2 separate regions of the Homo sapiens genome follow, and region 1 is linked to region 2. The links are chromatin contacts, found by Hi-C or POLR2A ChIA-PET in ENCODE. All regions are on one chromosome and are shown on one strand. Each heading gives the region's core, a stretch centred on a gene start or an enhancer-like site at or near the end of the contact. The rest is flanking DNA. Distances are from core to core; before and after follow the strand shown.

Region 1 (6,504 bases), core at 499-2,998, 630 kb before region 2:
AATGGGGGTCAATGAGTCTAATTCCAAATGAGCTTTCTCATCTATTTTAAGATCTGCTTCAAACTTCCTCAGACAAAAATCTGGCCTTTTAAGGAAAGTGCAGAGAACATGCCTTCGTGGGCTTAGTTTGAGGGAATAGGGGCTGCATTTCACCCTGGAGGTGGCTACATGAATTCGTGAACTGAGGTGACAACACTGACTCTCTCCGGAAGAAAAGATGCTATCTCTTCACGGAGTTTAATTACAATGGCACTACTTGAAACAAGCTGCAGCAGCAGCAACAACAAACGCTACTGTTAACCCAGTCACAGCTCAGCTCAATATTCAGATTAGAGAAAGCAAGAACCATTTTTTTCCCTGGGACACCCTTCTCTACTCAAATACCCGCTGAAAAAAAAATTCTGAGACAAGCACTAGGGAGTGGGGAAAGCGGGCAGAGATGAACAATAACCCATATTCAGGGGTTAGAAAAATAATATTAATAAATCATGGTAGGTTTTTTTGTTTGTTTTTGGCAGCAACTTGCCACTCTTCAGCATCATCCATCAGGAAATCTAGGTCGGAAAAGTGTACCAACTGACCTTCCAAATTTTCTGCATTTGGCAGATGCAAATCACACAGTCCATCCCCGCCCTCAGCACTTGGACGGTATCAGGGAAACGTAAGTATCAATGGAAGAATCTTGAAGTGAAAAATAAATAACTGGTCAGGTTAGGGTTAGTGTTCTTGTGTGCAAGGGAGCTAGTGAAGTTTAGGCTTTGATGCGCACCCACAGCGTCAGCAAAGGAGGAGGAATTAAGGGACAGCATGGGCCGAAAAGCCCCCGAGTTTTGAGGTCAAGCCAACGGGCTGGGTCTCCGGTATCCTAGGATCTGCCCTGCACACAACCTTTGGCAGTTTCTCGGTTTGAATCTCGCCTGTACATTTCCAGACGAGACACTGTCTTACTGAGCGTTCTCACAGCGCCTAGCTCAGAGCTGACCGCAGAGCCGGCTCTCAATAACATCGAGACGCAAAAGCAGCTTTTGAGGTTAGGGGCGGAAGGGCATCGGTTTTACTTATTTCAAGGCTGGCGCTCGGTGCAGCCGGATCCAACTGCCAGCACAATGTTCCCGATCACTTCTCGCTTCCATTTCAGCCCAGGAGACGTCGGGAAACCCACAGGACCCGCTAGGGGCTAAGCGGTTAAGCCGCGTCCTTCAGGTGTCAGTCTCGATCCGTTCGGAAACCACAACCTCCAGAATCCCTTGTGCCAGGAGGCCAGGCCGCAAATAAGATGGCTCCAGAAGGGTGGAACATACAGCGGGGGGGGGGGGGGGGGAACTTAGTTGTTGGCAGTTTCTTCACGGGATGTGTTTAAATTGCCGAGTCCCCACATACGCGCCACCCCACAAATCTCCTTCGAGGCCGTGGAGGCCACACGGCTGCCGCCTCGCCCTCTCCTCCAGGAGTATGCTGGGATTTGTAGTCCAGCAGCCGGACTGTGCCGAGCTACCTTTCCCAGCTTGCCCTGCGGCTCGGGTGATATCAACAGTCTTTTCCAGAACTCTGTCTGCACTGAGACCCTCTTCCCCCAGTCCTCTTCTCGCGGTCGACTCCTTCCCATCCGTGGCGACAGAACGGCGGTTGCAGGAGAGGCCCCGGTCCCTCGCCGCGCCGCCCCGAGGGGCACTTCCGGCGGCGGTTCACTTCCTGGTTGGGTGGATGGAGCCGGGCGGGAGCGCGCGCGGGGGAGGGGCGGCGGGTCAGTCTCCGCCCGGCGCTCCCGGGATCAGCTGGCGGGCGGGCGGGAGCCGAGCGCGGCCCCGGCTCTCGCTGCAGCGCCGCCTCTTCTCTGCGTCGCAGGCCGGCCCGGCGGCCGTGACAATGTCGCGGGGCTGGTAGCAGGGCGCCGGCCGCCGAGCCGTCTCAAGTGGGTGCTGCCAGGATGCCGCCTCGAGGGGCGGCGGGGAGACCCGGGAGGAGCGGGAGGCAGTGCCCGGGAGGGTCGGCGCTGCCGGAGCAGCTCGGATCCCTCCTTTCTCCGAGCTCCCGGCTCGGGGGTCCCGGGTTCTGGGGCCGGGGTCGCGTTTTCAGCCCCACGGTTTTTCTCGCCGGGAAAATACATGAAGCGTTTCCCCAGGATGATGGCTTTTGCTCCCCCTAGGACTCAGCGGTTGAATTTTTAAGCGTGTTACTGATTCATCCTCTCTTTCTTCCTCTGTCATCACAGGTTTAAACTTACACGAATCGCTTTCTGGAGGAGGAGGGGACCCGCTGCGCGATTGACACGCATATTCCTATAGGCATCCTCCCTCAGCCCCCACCCCCACGGCCGGATTCGGGTGGCTCCTCTCCGAGGTGAAATCTGAGAAGAAATCCTTGGATCTCTTTTCTTAAAAAAAAAAAAAAAAAAAAAAAATCTAGAAACCATCGGTATTTTGCTTTGCTGCTCCCTATTCGCAAGATGAAGAAGTTTTTCGACTCCCGGCGAGAGCAGGGCGGCTCTGGCCTGGGCTCCGGCTCCAGCGGAGGAGGGGGCAGCACCTCGGGCCTGGGCAGTGGCTACATCGGAAGAGTCTTCGGCATCGGGCGACAGCAGGTCACAGTGGACGAGGTGTTGGCGGAAGGTACGGTGGGGCTCAATGCGCCGTAAATTAAAATCTTGTGCTGATGCGGCAATACTGTGGTTTCTAGTTGTTGCATGTATGAATGGGCTTTGACCAGTTGACCCTCCCTTCCCCCTTCACTTGCCCTGTGAGTCATTGTCCTTGAGAGATTTAAAATTGAGATTTGAAAGTGACTGGGCTTATGGGGGTGTGGGGAGGTTGCCGAAATTGTTTACGTTAGTGGCCTTTTATTTTTATTTTTTTAATATTGAGAAGCCAAATTTTGAGGATCACACAAGAAAACGTATGTGTGAAAGTGTAAAGCTTTATGCCAAAGGCAGGGTGATGGGCTTGTCATCCTCCTAAAACTTAAAATCTTGATGTGAAGGCTGAAGGGTGGGGGGACTTTTAAGAAGAGAGGGGTTTCTCCTTCTCCTACCCAACTTTCCCACTTCCATGAGCAGGCATTGGAAGGAAGAGAGGATTTTCGGAGAACGTGAACGTGTTTTTCCAAGGGCCAAGGCTCTTGGTGGATTTCACTAGTAGATTTGTTTCCTGACCCAACTGTAATCAGGTCCCCAGGTTATAGCAAAGATAACAGAAATTACATAAAACAAATGTGGTTATTTTGAACTCAGTCTAGTAGGCCCCTCTTCCTTCTCGCTTTAGGTTTTGTTTTTTGTTTTTTTAATCAAAAGAAAAATTACTTGAGAGTGGCTCTGATTTTGTTTTTTCGCTATCAGAGAGGATGTTATTTAGATCTGCTGCATAAATTCCCTCTGTGTTTCATCTGTGTGTCTATACTCACGTAGATATACATCTTGATTCCCCCAGGCTTTCGGGAAATCTTTGCATGTCTCTTTTGGTAACCTTAACCTCGACCTTCATAATTATGCCAGACTCATACTTTTCACAGCCCTTCGCCTGCCTAGTGTGCTTTTATTTTTAATAAAAGCAGCAATTTCCTTGGCATGAAGCAATTCAGACTGATTGGATGGGGCCAACCTGCTGTAGGTTGTGTTATAGACCGAGAGGGGTTGGAAGAAGGGAGAGGTCTCTCTTACTGCAACATGGTGATGGTAGGGAACAGTTTTATTAGCAAGGGAAGAGAGAAAGCTAAGAGGCCTCTTTAAAAAGGGGCCTTTTGCAAGCTAAAGTTGAAGCAAGGGTCCTGACCTGGGCCTGGGAAATGCTTACCATGGTGGATGTTGCGGGCTGGTGGGTGGGTTTGGAAGAGGAAGAAGCTGTGTTTGGCTCTCAGCTTGTGTAAGCACTGGATTCAGCAGGGCCCAGTTTTCTGGGAATAGAGTTGAAGTCTGTACTTTAAAAACATGATTTTTAAAAAAGATCTCTGACAGTTAATGTCCATGTGAAATTATTGCTCTTCCAATCTCAGTACTGTTCTAGCTGCGCTTTATCTGGGGCCAGAGTCACTGTCCCCTTGGATCTTTCCCGTGGACTTTGGTGCAGGCTAGGAGATGCTTCTGTGCCCGCTGCCAGATCCGCACCCTTGAGTCTGATCTGTCTCTTTCATCCCTGTGCCAAAGCCCTTAACTGCAGTGGGGTGGAGAAACAGTGAAAAGGAGAGTGTGTCAGAGAGAAATCAGGAGAAACGAAGGGCCACAGAACACTTTCCTCCCCTCTGAATGGCCTCTGCTGACCTTATAGCCCACGAGCGTTTTGTTCAGCTAGGATGTTGTCTCATCACGGATGATGCTGCCCTAAGCGGTGCATGTTCTCCAAGTGTGAGAGAAGTGATAGGGAAAAGAAAAGGCAAAATTGGTCTTTGTTACCTAGGCTGCCTTCCTCTTCTCTGGGATTCATCTTTGAGAACTGCGCATCACGTATTGTGATATTTTTACACAGAATTTAGGACTTGTAGCTCTGCATTTATTCATTCAACAGTTTATGGAGTTGCCTGTGAAGTGCCAGGTGCTGTGCTAGGCTCTGGGGGTATACTGTTAAACTAGATGCTAGCTTTTACCAACTGCTTTAAGAGATGGAAAATAGCCAGTTATAGTGGATTGGTAAATGCCATCATAGAGATAAACTTAGGGTGCAGTGGCCCCCAGTTTTAGGGAGCCCAGGATTTCTGAAGGAAGTGACTGAAGAGTGAGTAGGAGTTAGTGTGGTGGCACCATGGGCAAAGACAGAGTAGCGAGAGAGAATGTCACGTAAAACTGGGTCTGGCTATGCGCCCTTTTTGTGTTCTTTGGCTTAAGTTGAGTTTGAATTTGTGGCTCTTAGAAGTATGTAGATATGTAGGAGCCAGTATACAAAGTATTTATGTAGCACCTACCAAGTCCAAAGACCCTATGAAGTTCTGAGATGGATGAGGGAGGTCTATAGTGTGATTGACATCTGCCTTTAAGGATCTGCCAATGAATTTGGGAAGATGAGGCATACATTCACACATACAGTAGCATGGTTACCAGCACTGTCTGTAGAGTCAGACAGATCTAGGTTCAAATTCTGGATCTGTTCTTTACTAGCTGTGGAACTGTAGGCAAGACATTCCAAACCACTCTTGAATCTCTGTTTCCCTGTGGCAGTGGTTCTCAAAGTGGGGCATACTTATCACCTGCGAGCTTGTTGGAAATGGAGATTCTCAGGCCTCACTCTGTAGGCTGTGGGTGTGGGGCTTAATAAGTTCCTGGAGAGATTCTGACGCAAGGTCAAGTTTGAGAACCACTGCTTAATGGGCTGGTCATGAAGATTAAATGAGGCAATATATATAATTAACATTTTCAGGTGTTCAATAAATGGTAGCCATTACTTACCAGCAACGTTATACATCATATGTATATATGTGGGGGGGGAGAGAGAGAGAGAGAGAGAGAGAGAGTGTGTGTGTGTGTGTGTGTGTGTGTGTGTGTGTGTGTGTTAAAGGGGAGTGGGAGCAATGTGAAAGCTAGTTGAGCTGCAGCAATCTGAAGCAATTCCTTTCCCCCATTGTTAGGGGACAGAGCCAGATGTTCTTTGCAGAGTCCTCACCAGCTCCTTAAAGGCTTAACAGACGTTTTGGGTAGCCATGCTCCTTCCCTGGACTCTCTTCTCTGTGAGTCCCCGAGTGCTGACTTATCTACAGTTCTAGCCAGAGTTGTTTAAGGACCACAGGAGTTGTACCCTGTGTGCCCAGAGCGGTGGCTAGGCAGTTTAGGGAGGAGTGGTGTGAGAGGCTTCAAAACACAGACCAGATTACCACCACATTCCGCTGATGATCTCTTTTTCTCTAGCGTGGGTATTGGTCTGTGCTTTTTCATAAGGAATTGCAAGAACCCCAAGGAGCAGGTGCTGGGTAAGACAAAAAGATGTCGCACTGCCATACCTCCCCTGGTAGCATCAGCCTTCCTGGCCTGGTTTCACTAACTAGTCCAGCAGGGGCTGTTTGGGGGAAGTGAAGGCTTTAAGTTATGAGTTTAGAGGAATATGGCTATTTCTAGGCTGGGTGCCAGGGAGAATATTTTCTTTCTAGCTTTCTCAGCAAAGATGCCATGATGAGAAGCTAAATCATGTCTAAGTTAATGGGCATATGATATCAAGGGAAGATTTGGTTTAAGCTTCCAGAATGAGCTCAATGGGAAAATTGGAGCAATGTTCAAAGAAGGATTGAGAAGCTGTGCTTTTATCATACTTCCTTAGCTATACGAGGACTTATATCTAAGCTTTAAACAATAAATGTTTATTTATTACTGTGTTGAAGACAACATTCTGGAACTATAAGGTGGACTAGATGGCTCCTCAGAACAGCTTTCTAATTTATATTCAAGGAATCCAGGTCCAAGGCTGATGAGAAGTACCAAATGTCCACATCAGTAAACTTTGATAATTTCTCCTACCTACAGAGCAAACTAGTAAGGCTTAAAAATGTGTGTGAAATCACCAAAAATTCCATTAAAGGCACATAATATGTTGG
Region 2 (6,136 bases), core at 3,367-5,866:
TTGTTGAACAGAGCCTTCCAAATCTAACTTTTCAAATCCCCGACTGAATTCCCAGCAATCTATTTTTCCTGACTATAACCAGAAAAGCATGTTTAAGTGAACATGAAATTCCATCAGTATAAAGCCTTGTGCAGCCCAGTCCACCAGCCCAGTCGCCAAAGCCACTAATAATGCCCTATTGTGTTACTGTGGTATTTTCTAGGTTATCATTATGAAGTCTTTGCTCCTGGTTGAGAAAACATGACGTTCCATTAAATGTATAATCTGGGTTCCCTCCAGGCCAGAGATGCAGCTTGCTTAAAGCTGAAATGAGCTGAGATTTAATGTCATGGGAAAAGAGAACCAGTTGCAGGGGAAGAAGGAGTTGCAGGGATTGGGAGAAGAATGGTGGATTCAGTCCCCTATGATCCCTCGGTTTCAGACTGTAGACAGTGTCTTGCCAGCGAAAGGATCTAAGAAGCCCAAGGAAAAAATGAGTCAGCATTTTTTCACTTTCCACTCTGGCTGTGGTTGGGTGCTGGACAGCACTGTGTGAGGAGGTTCTCTCTAGGACAGAAGATCATGTCTTTAGCGACCACCCAGGGGTCTGTTTGCCACCACTGCGTTTTGGCCCATCCCCTAGCTCTGGACTCATCAATCTCATAAATTAGCCTGGATGGAGGTGGTAAGCTGGTGGAGTGTGCACTACCGCACCAAGTTCTAGCAAGTTTTTCATTCAGCACAAAAATATCCTTCTCTTCCAGCAACAGAACAGCTAAAGGAAGTCAGAGGCATCCACCTGAATGTCTGTAAAGGTCTCCCCACCATTTCTTTTCCTGGAGCATTTTTGGGTCTCCAATGTGCTTCATAGAATCCTATGATGCACTCAGACATTTACTCCAGGATTAAATATAAAAGCAGCAGCATCCTTTACAACAGCAAGGGGCTTGGAAGTGAGCACACTGTTTAGAGACCCACTTGACATGATTTTCAAAACAAATTCAAAATAACTTATTTTTGTTGAATATAAAAGTAATGTATGTTCAGTACAGAAAAATTAAGAAAAACATGTAAACAAAATTTAAAATTCTACCTGCTAGAGACAAATAGTAGTACCATATTGGTAAATAGAGACATACACATGTGTGTGTTTAACTTTTTAAACAGGTGGAATCATAACGCAGATGACGTTTGGTAATTGCATTTCCATCTAAAAGTGTATAGTATGTTAAGAATTATGTATTTCTCCTAAAATAGCTTACAAGCTTGTATAACATGCAATGCAGGTTCAATACTATACACATATCATACCTTAGTAAATCCACTGCTGTTAGACACATGTAATCCTCAGCTTTTTATTATAAACAGCACCTCCATAAACATACATGTAGGTACTTCTTTGTGACTATTTGGATTTTTTTTCTTTAGGACATGAAATTGCTCGATGGAAAGGAACACCCCTCATTTTTTAAAAGCATTTTATATGTGTCGCCAAATTATCTTCTTGTCTGCACTATCCGGTATGGTAGCCACATGTGGCTATTAAAGTTCAAATTAGTTAAACTTATATAAAATTAAAAATTCACTTCCTCAATCGCACTAACTACATTTCAAGTGCTCGAGTCACATATGGCTAGTAGCTACTGTATTGAACTGCACAGATATAGAACTTTTCTACCGACCTAGAAAGTTCTACTGGACAGCGCAAGTCTAGAAAGACTGCACCAATTTACATTTTCCCTAGTAAGAAATGACAGTGCCTATCTCCCACAAATTGGCCAATACTGAATATTGTAATTTTTAAAAAAGTTTTTGCCAACCTAATAAAAATCATATTGTTTGATTTTTTCATTTCTTTGATTAATAACGACCTTTTTAGTTCATTTATTGACTCATATTTTTTTCTCTTGTGAATTATGCACTTAGGCTATTTCCTATTGGGATTTTGCTTTTACTGCTTTTTATATATGAAAATCAATCTTAAGAGAGTGATTTATGTGGCAATAGTTATTGTAACTTCTTATGTTTTTTCATGGCTTATTTTTCATTTATAGAAGTGTAAAATTTTAATATATTCAAATCTCTATTTTCCTTTATGGTTTCTTCCTTATCATGTTTTAAAAGCTCTAAACCTAAGATTACAGTAATATTCATCTAAATTATCTTCTAGTTCTTTGATCATTTCATTCTAAATATTTAGATTTTCAACCTTTCTGAAATTTATTTATGTGTATGGTTTGTAAAGTATAAATCTAACCTTTTTCATTCTCCATGTTATCAATCACTTGTCCAGGAACCATTTTTTTTTAAATTAATGAATCATTATATACTGATTGGAAATTCCACTAAATGTTTACATGTGTTTGGATCTACATGTACTTGTCTTTTTAGATTTTCTACTCTATCCACCTATTCTTTGGCCTTTACCATCCTGTTTTTATTAATTTACATTATAATACATTTTAATATTTGGAGAGAGAATATGGCTTCATTATTCTTTTCCAAAAATGTTTCAGCTCTTTTTACCTGTTTTTTTTTTTTTTGCTAAGATAAGCCTAGAATCATTTTGTTAAATTCTTATCATCAAAACAAACTCTTTCAGAACTTTGACTGAAAAGTTGAATTCAATTTCTAAATTAATTTGGGGAAAACTGGTTATCTCTACAGTATCCATATCTCTATAGTATCTCTACAGTCATCCATTCAGAGACATGGTGATTCTGTCCCCCTTTTTTTTTTTTTTTAGATTTTCCTGAATATCATTCTGAATTGGCTTTTTAAAAAAGCACGGAGGAGGAGCACCTCCGACTGTTTTCATGCACTGTCTCTAAGTCTGTGAGCTGATGCTTCCAGCCACTAGAAGTAACAAAAGAAATTCCATTCCTTAGCACTGGAGCATATTTTCAGTATCCACCTTCTCATAAATCTGCAGAAAAGAAATCTCACTTTTCATCCAAAGAATCTGGAGTTCAAAACAGCCTTTACGGAAAAATCAAACTCCAGGGGCAACTGCAAAGCACATTTGGTGTCTAGCTAGCCAGCTTATTTTGCAGGACTCTTTTTCCAACTCCTAAATACTTTCCAGTCTGTGAAATCCATCTCCCCACCACTGTAACAGCAAAGCGCCTCTCCTGGCACTGGAGAGCTCACTCAGTTTTAATGAGCACGGATCTTCTGTGAGGGGCTTTTTATCGTTGAAGCTGGTTTTCAGCAGATAGCATGAAGCTTCCTTGGGTGACTGTGGCTTGGCAAACTTATGCGGATTTGGGAAGTGCTTCATTGGTCAGAATTCAGCTCTCCCTTGAGCAAATCCTAAAGCCTAACCACTTTTTGCAAGGAAACCAGGGCTCCTGCACCTCCCTGGTAGCCCACCAGTCAAATGGCCAAGAGCTTGAATTCACTACATCTGGGGTACTCAAGTCGAAGGGGAGGGACATTTGGCAATGTCTGGAGGCATTTTTAGTTGTCACCACTAATAAGGAAGGAGTGGGGGGCGGGGGATGTTACTGGCATCCAGTGGGCAGAGGCCAAGGATGCTGCTAAACATCCTACAACGCGCAGGACAGCCCCCACCACAAAGAATTACCAGGTTTCAATCTCAGAAGTGCCAAGGTTAAGAAACCCTGCCTTTCATTCTCACTCAGTGCCCGGTGAGAAGTATGCATTACATGATTAGGAGCAAAGATAATGCCTTCCGTGGGACAGCGTTTCAAAACAAAACAAAAAAACAAAAACAAAAACAAAATGCGACGATTGGCTTTAAAATGCCCAAGCCTCTAACTTTAGGAGTGCCTGTGCCTGCAAGTTCTGCCTTTGGTAAGCAAGCCTTTCCCACCAACACGGGAGGGAGTCACAGAAACTCAGCAAGACAATAGCATCCTCCAAGCCCCTTGCCTGCTCCTGGGACACAGAAAGCAAGACAGAAAAGAAGTCTGTCCCCTTCCGAGCAAGCGGCGTCGCCTCGGCTGCGGGCTCTGGAGCCGAGGCTGGGAGGAGCGCGCCCCAACAAAGGCGCAGCACTCCGCCGCCGCCTGCCGCGCGGTCCCTCTGTGGCCCTGGAGATGCGCTCCTGTCCCCAGGCGACCCTGCCAACGAGCCCGGCCCGGGGCGAAAGCGTTTTCGCCCGCTTAGCCTGGGGTGGGGGGGACAACTCGCGGCACTTACTTGTCCAAAATGAAGTACAGGTCAAATCCGCCGTAGCAGGCTGGACCCCCATCCTCCCTGCGTCCCCCTTGCCCGGCGCAGATGAGCACCAGAGTGGCCAAAGAGAGCCACTGGAAGCCGATGCCGAGGGCTCTCCGCTCCGCCGTGGCCATGGCCCGCAGCCCGGGGAGAGCAGGGTCCGCTCCTTCCCACGCTCCGCGAACTCGCCACGACCCTCAGGGACGCGCCATCCGCGGGCCCTTCCTCGCGGGTCCTTTATTCCCCCTCGCTCCCTCGCAACTCCCCGGAAGCAATTGTCTGGAGGAGTTCAAGGTTTCCCCTCTGGTTTCCGCTCCGATGCTGTTTCTGGGTTTCGGGTTTCAAGGATCCCAATCCTGTCCTCCGCTTCTTTTAAAGGGGAGGGCTGCCTCGGTCCGGGGCCGCCGGGCAGCTCCCGAGGCCGCGCCGAGCTTTTGCAATGGAAGGAGTTCCGTCCCGACGGTTCTTTGTCCCAGATTTTAAATATGATGGGGGGGGGGGGGGGTTTCAAATTGTTCTTGGTGGGGGCAGTGCTTTGCCTTCTCTCCTTCCTCTCTGCCCCCCTTTCGCGTTCTTACGGGGAAGAAAGTTCAAAGGCTGCCACCTTGTGGACAAAGGCGGCGAAAGCACGCGTGGGACCCGCGGGAGTGCGTCGGGGGCGGGGGCGCTTCCAGGCTTCGCGTATAAATTTCCTTGTCCTTACCATTCTCATGTGAGCTGTGCGTGTTTTCTTACTCCTTCCTTCTTCCCACGCACTTTCCCTTTCTTTTTCCGTGACCGCCTCTCCATTCTCTGTAGTCCTTCTATTCCTTCTTTTCCTTCCCTATCCTGCATCTTTTGATAAGGTCACTAAACATTGGATGAGAATTTGTTTCCTCCAACCACGGTGACTCCGGCTCCCCAGGCTAGGACCTTTGCAAACAAACCATTGTGCAGATGAAGTAGGGGAAAAACGGGACCTTTGTGGTATGAGTCATCAGAGTGACCTTACATGGTCTTAGTCTGTCTGGACCATAAAAGAGACTGTTGGGGTCCGGTCTGAAACCATCACAAACAACCCCACAGAGTGTGGTACTTAGGGCTGCTCCCGGCATGGAACAGCTGAGCCTTCTAGATGGCCACCATCTCCATCTTTTAGGGATTCTATGATAATAGTTCTTCTTTTCAGCCTGTGAACTTTGACATTTTCTCTCTATCTTTGATTTAGGATGGAGGAAGTAAACAGCTTACAAGAGTAGAGACGCTCCAAGCAGTTTGGAATTGGCAGGGAAGTTCCGTGCTAGCCTCTCTAAATTGGAGAATCAGCCTCTGAGCCCCAGTTCCGAGTGGTACCCCAGTTCTAGCTTCCTATTGTCTTCCGCTCTGGGAGCCCTCAGTGCATATGCATGTACTGTTTTCCCAGGATTCTTCCTCCAGACACACATATTCCCCTCCACTTGTGTGCCTCCCAGACCCTTATACCCCAATGTGACAGTCCATGGTGGTTTCCCCCAACATGTGTACCATGGAATCTTAGTGTCTTGGAATGCTCCACTAACCAATAATCATGTTGTCAAATCAGCCTTGAAGATTTGTCATGCGTAGCACTGACCTGCCTCCAAAATGAACCCAGTGTTTCTCACCTCCTGGAATTCACACCCCTTCCACCTTGGGTGAGACTGACCTGTGAGTAATTAAGAAGATGGTGTGTGGCTTCTGAGGATAGGCCATGAGAGATGTTGTGGTTTTTCCCTTCTCTCTTGGATCACTCACTGTAGGAGAGCCCACTGCCATGTCGTGAGAACACACAAGCAGCCCCAAGGAGGGGTCCGTGTGGTAAGGAACTGAGACCCCTGCTGGCAGCCAACACCACTTTGCCAACATTGTGAGTGACCCATCTTGGACATAGGTTCCTGACATCCTGTGAAGCCTTCAGCTGACTGCAGCCCTGTCTGACATCTTGACTGCAACCTCATGAGAGATCCCAAACAAGAAC

The links. Hi-C counts contacts between places; a loop is a spot of excess contacts on that map. ChIA-PET counts read pairs that join two places held with the same protein, here RNA polymerase II (POLR2A). Pooled maps may share reads with other maps.
Region 1: a map of prostate gland shows a loop between it and region 2 (3-fold over the local background). The contact joins the promoter of AAK1 here to the promoter of ANTXR1 in region 2. A Hi-C loop is called at or near these places in 1 of 168 maps with a recorded cell type or tissue (prostate gland) and 4 of 50 pooled maps. POLR2A ChIA-PET finds 5 or more read pairs at or near these places in 2 of 52 experiments (Panc1 and activated CD4-positive, alpha-beta T cell).

Annotation. Positions count from the first base shown.
Region 1 is chr2:69,638,983-69,645,486 of GRCh38, reverse strand. It overlaps AAK1 (AP2 associated kinase 1), which reads left to right and starts at 1,748. Exons shown (of 22, transcript NM_014911.5): 1 at 1,748-1,912; 2 at 2,213-2,609. The coding sequence starts at 2,447. It also overlaps a transcript of ANXA4 not described here. RefSeq lists enhancers at 1-564, 1,320-1,589 and a silencer at 1,670-1,999.
Region 2 is chr2:69,011,659-69,017,794 of GRCh38, reverse strand. ANTXR1 (ANTXR cell adhesion molecule 1) reads right to left here and starts at 4,616. Exons shown (of 18, transcript NM_032208.3): 1 at 4,144-4,616. The coding sequence starts at 4,295.